Linked DNA regions of Homo sapiens: region 1 is linked to region 2. The links are chromatin loops, found by intact Hi-C in ENCODE. Cell type or tissue: GM12878. All regions are shown on one strand. Links, peaks and the distances in the headings refer to the core of each region. The heading gives the core; the rest is flanking DNA.

What was found. Peaks named below come from ENCODE experiments on the same cell type or tissue, not always from the same donor. Only the 100,000 strongest peaks of a DNase experiment are listed, where the experiment ranks them.
Region 1: a loop joins it to region 2, with 2.2 times the contacts of the local background. A loop is called at or near these places in 8 of 110 quality-filtered maps.

Annotation. Positions count from the first base shown.
Region 1 is chr22:35,223,484-35,226,296 of GRCh38, reverse strand. All of the region lies in intron 1 of LINC01399 (long intergenic non-protein coding RNA 1399), which reads left to right. Among named protein-coding and RNA genes, the nearest start is that of LINC01399, 6.2 kb to the left of the region's middle. In GM12878, for the core only: no CTCF peak of the experiment used is centred there; no DNase peak of the experiment used is centred there.
Region 2 is chr22:35,053,047-35,055,859 of GRCh38, reverse strand. No RefSeq gene overlaps it. Among named protein-coding and RNA genes, the nearest start is that of ISX, 12 kb to the left of the region's middle. In GM12878, for the core only: no CTCF peak of the experiment used is centred there; a DNase peak (open chromatin) is centred at 1,608; H3K27ac peaks cover 2,123 bases.

The sequences.
Region 1 (2,813 bases), core at 241-2,740, 170 kb before region 2:
CGTTCCGACTCAGCAAGGTTGCTGGCCTTTCATGTTCCCACACTACACGGTTGTTGGCTCAGGACTGCACCCAGGGGCCTGTGAAGGTGCCCAAGGGCCGGCTTCCAGAGACACTCAGCGGGTGCAGCCTTTAGAAGCAAAGGCACACAGGACCCAGTAAGAATCATAAAAAGGCCAGGCACGGTGGCTCATGCCTGTAATCCCAGCACTTTTGGAGGATGAGGTAGGTGGATCACTTGAGGTCAGGAGTTTGAGACCAGCCTGGCCGCCATGGTGAAACCCCGTCTCTACTAAAAATACAAAAATTAGCTGGGCATGGTGGCACACGCCTGTAATCCCAGCTACTCGGGAGGCTGAGGCAGGAGAATTGCTTGAACCTGAGAGGTGGAGGCTGCAGTAAGCCAAGTTTGCACCAGTGCACTCCAGCCTGGGTGATACAGCAAGACTCCATAGACCCCCACCTCAAAAAGAAAAAAAAAAGAATAATAAAAAAGTACAAGTAGAGCACCTACAGTGTCCCCAGCATCATGCTTACTGGACTCTGGGGGCTGTTTATCTTATTGTCCAAACTTGTTTTTCCAGTGACCAGCTCCTCCTGTTTGTCTGACCCTAACTTTCCACCTTTAAAACTCCTGTCTGAGAAGCTGAGGCCAGCTGCAGTGGGAAGAAAAGGGTACATGGAGAGTGTCACTTTTTCTGAGGGCACCGCTATTCACCCCCCATCCTACCCCCCATTCTTCCAACATCCATCACAACTCATCACCATTCACATAAACTTTGACACACACTTTGTGTATTTCCATAATGTTGTCAGCTGCCCATAGAGCATTGAGAATATATTTCCCCATTCTAGAGTGTTGGTAACTCAATGTATAGCAATTTATTCCACAAACACAGACAGTAACTCAACTGGTGAGAGGAGAAAAAATAAAAAAAGGATGCTACCAAACCACCACTGTCTCAGCACTGGAAATCAAAATGGTAATGCATGGAATAGATTTCTGCAAGTAATAGGCTTGGTCGGCAGAAGTGTGAGCTGAATTAAATGCCTTCTAAGTAAATCTCAGCGTGAGTTATCTGTTCACTCAGACATGCACGCATGGAGACTGGAGTCTGTGTGGACAGACGGCACATGCTGTAACTTCCATTATCCCACACTGAGATTCTTTGTGAGTAGCCACAGTCAAAGGAACTGGATATTTCCTGATCACTGTGACAGGTGGCTACAAGTGTGAGGAGAGGCATTCATTCATTCCTTTATTAATTCATTCATTCTTCAAGCCTTTGTGAGGCCCCAGATGTGCCAAACATTGTGTGGGGCATTGAAGGTGCAGAGATACAGGGGTGAATCAGACAAGGTCCCTGTCCTGTGGACTCAAAGTCTGATGGTGGGGACAGAGCAGCAGACAGTTCAGGTAGTGAATGTTAGCATGCTGCAAAAGCAGGCAAGGTTGCAGGCTCTGCAGTCAGACCAGCAGCGTTGGAATCTGGGCCCTGCCACTTACTCGGTTGGGGAAGATGCTTCACCTAAGTTTCCTCATCTATGAAATGGGGCTAGAAATACTGTCTGTCTAAGGGTGGATGTGAAGATGAGGTGACATAGTGGGGATAAAATGCATAGCAGAGGCCAGGCATGGTGGCTCATGCCCGTAATCTCAGCACTTTGGGAGGCTGAGGCAGGCAGATCACTTCAGGTCAGGAGCTCGAGACTGTCATGGCCAACATGGTGAAACCCTGTCCCTAGTAAAAATACAAAAGTTATCTGGGCGTGGTGGCACGTGCCTGTAGTCCCAGCTGCTTGGAAGGCTGAGGCAGGAGAATCATTTGAACTTAGAGGCGGAGGTTGCAGTGAGCCAAGATCGCATCACTGCACTCCAGCCTGGGCGACAGAGAGAGACCCTGTCTTAAAAAAATAAAAAATAAAAAAGCATAGCCGAGAGCCTGATTATAGTAAGTGCTCAATAAATATTAGTTGTTGCTACCACTGTTACTGATACCCATACAGAGCTCAATGTAAGGAGTCAGGAATGTTTCTGTTGTACACACATCAGGTGGGTGGCAGTCCAATGACCACAACCAAGGAAGATTTAACACAGGGATTTCATTGCTTGCAACAAGGAAGGAGGACATTGGGGACAGTGCCCAAAGCAGTGCGTCCCCAAACAAAGGTGAAAACAGGGCATTTATTAGGCTGATTAGCTGAGCCATTATATGTACAGGTGCAGTTGCCGAGCATGCTTCTATGGACGTCACATCCATAGAAAACAGCCAATAAGCTCCTCCCTGGATGGGGTTTTTTAGTGTGGTGATGAGGATAATTCCCCAAAGTTCACTCGAATTCAGGCATCTCTGGAGCTAACCAGTTTTGGTTTTGCCAGGGTTAGGCTTCTTTTTGAAACTTTTGAAACAACAAAAATTCAAAATGCAACAGTTACAACTGGGTACTTTTTGGACAATGAGTATCCCCAAATCCGGGGATCCTGGGTTACATTTTGATGGAGGAGGTGATGCTCATTTAGAGATTTGAGCAGTGTTGGTGCACCTGAGTCAGGAAAGGGACTGAAGTGCAGAGGAGGAAGGATGAACAAAGGCTCAGAGTGGGCAGAAGCTTCAACAACAGACATTTATTTTCTCATGGTTCTCAGGGTTAGAAGTCCATGATCAGGGTTCAAGCCAATTCCATTTTTGGTAAGGACTCTCTTCCTGGCTTGCAGACAGCTTCCTCTTGCTGTGTTCTTGCATTGCCTTGCTTTTGTGCATGTGCAAACAGAAATTGAGATCTCTGAGTGTCTCTTCCTCTTCTTTTCTTTTCT
Region 2 (2,813 bases), core at 290-2,789:
GTTGTTGAGAGATTTGAGGCCTGTAGGGTTACTACTCTCTACTACTTCCCTCTAGAACATTTTTTCCAGGGACTGACCCTCTGTGTGTATCTGAGATTATGTGATACTGTCTTCCTGAGCAGAAGAGGGCTAGGTCATATGTGCTGAAGGATCAGGGACAATGAAAGGAAGATAGCCTATCATGGGGATGATCTGGTGAGAGCATCAGTAGTTCTCAGTGGACCCTTAGTCCTTGTATTATTTATTTGCCCTTGAGATCTGCATTTGACATGGCTTCCTAGGGAAACCAAGATACTTTAGTCTGTCATTCTGAGCTCATGTTTGACTGATTCTTTTTCACCCCAGATTTTGTTGAGAACATTTGAAGCCTGCCGAGTTCTAAGCCCCCTTGCTTGGGAAAGAGATCTGGTTCCTCCCTGCAGGCTGGGCAGATCCTGGAGAGAGTTACAATGCTCAGAGCACAACATAGAACATAGAACAAAACCCTTTCAGGGTTTAGCAACCAGAGAGTCTGGACTTGACTCAAAGTGGACTCACATCCCTCTGGGTGGTTATGTTCAGGCTGCTTGGACCTTGAGTTGTGTATGATGGTTAAAAGCCTCCATTTATATCACATATTTCAAGTTAGTCATAATAATGTCTGAAGAACAGAATGTCAGGGTTGGCGTAGGATTTTCAGGGTCCCATTTAAACTGCTCTGGAGTAGAACTAATTTACCATAGATCATCTCCTTATGAACAGATGTGTCAAGCTGAGTAGACAAACTTTCACCAATGGATTTATAAAGCACTAAGCATTAGCACATGGCATGAATCTGGGGAAATTATCCGCTCAACCCTTCATTCAGCAAACATTCTTTTGGTGCCTACTATGTGTCAGACACTACACTAAGTAGGAGAGATATATTGAACCAGACCGACATGGCTCCTGATGTGGTCATAGATCAGAGAGGACACTAATGATAAACAAATAGAGAAGTGATAAAATAGTTACAAACTATGGTAAGTAGTTTGAAGGAGTCAGTGCTGTAAATTGTATTACAGTTAGCCTTTCTTATTTATTACTAAATTTAGGATGGTGATTTTCACCCACAGACAGAGTGATAATATGTCTCCCATCTTAACCCTTGGTATTGCCATGCTTAAGGCTATTAATTCATGGTTGCATCTCAAAAGATGGGGCTGTTGAGAAAAGGGGAATGGAACTTGCAAATTGCTGAAAATTGCTTTTTTGAGAAACTCTTGAAATGCTGAGAGACACCTTGGGTACACTCCATTACCACTGTTGATGGGGTTGTCGGAAAATTAAAACTGGCTTTTAGTTCATTTTAATTTGAGTAGCTGTGGATTTTGTCCTTCATTCTTGGTTTGATAAATAATGTCAGAAAAAAACCCAAAACAAATGAATAAAGAAGTAAAACAATTCTTAAACTGCGGCCACTGTTAGCTGTGTGAAAAGGGGTTTGGTTTGGAAGTGGCACAATAATCAATATAAAACTTAAATCTTGCTATATAGTCATATTGCATCTTGTTGGGGATTCATTTTCAAGGATGTGACTCAAGGTTATGAACGTTAGAATTACAGTACTCCAGGAAGTCCCTTAGGTAAGTACCTTACTGAGATGTGTGCATTGGCTCTGGGGAAGTCCCAGGTGGCAAGTTTTTCTTCTCTAGAGTTGGAAGAAATGGCTGTTTCTTCAGAAAAGTCCTAGATGGGACAGTTGGCTTGTAGAGTTCATGTTTAATCTCTTGACTTAGACTTGTAGTGGCGAGATGAGAGACCCAGAGAAAGGACTGATGGAGGGCTCAGTCCTGTCTTATGCTCACTCAGGATGGTGGCTTCCAAGGCCCCAGCTAGGTGATTCTGCAGCTTAGAATCACCCAGGGAAAATGTTCACAAAGCTGGGCACAGTGGCTCATCCCTATAATCCCAGCACTTTGGGAGGCCAAAGTGGGAGGATCACTTGAGCCCAGGAGTTCAAGAGCAGCCTAAGCAACATAGTGAGACCCCATTTCTACAAAAAAATAGAGAAAAATCAGCCAGGCATGGTGGCACGCTTCTGTGGTCCTAACTACTGGGGAGGTTGAGGCAGGAGGATGGTTGAGTTCGGGAAGTTGAGGCTGCAGTGAGCCATGATTGTGCCACTGTACTCCAGCCTGGGTGACAGAGTGAGACCATGTCTCAAGAAAAACCACACAAACCCCCATAAATTCTCTGTGGCTGGGCCCCACCCACACTAATTATGTCAGAATCCTTTGGGGAGAGAGCTCACACACAACTTCAAGCTAATACATCTTTCAGGGAGAACATATTCTGGGGATGGTTACCCTTAGCAGGAATTTGGAGGGTGAGATTTCTGAGGTCCAGTTTCAAAGTGATACCCTAAATCCCTGCTTCTGAAACTTCAATGTGCATTGAAATTTTCCAGAGTCTTATTGAAAGTGCAGACTCTGATTCTGTACGCTTGTTTGGTTAGACCTGGCATTTCTAACAAGCGGCCAGGTAATTTGCCTGCACCCATTGAGTGGCAAAGCCCTAGGTGATACGTGGAATTAAGTACTGTGACATTTGAGAAGTGTTTCCTTAGAGCGTGACCCCAACCCTGGCTGCACATTAATATCACCTGGGTAACTTAAAAAAAATACCAGTGCCAGGTCTCTCCCCCTGGAGTCCTCCTGATTCAGTTGGTTTGGGGTGGTTCCCCAGCGGCAGTAATTTAAAGAAAGTTCTCTAGGTGATTCTAATGTGCAGCTACGGTTAAGAATGTCTGCTCTAGAGGCTTGCTGTTTTTTTTTGTTTGTTTTTAGCTTGAG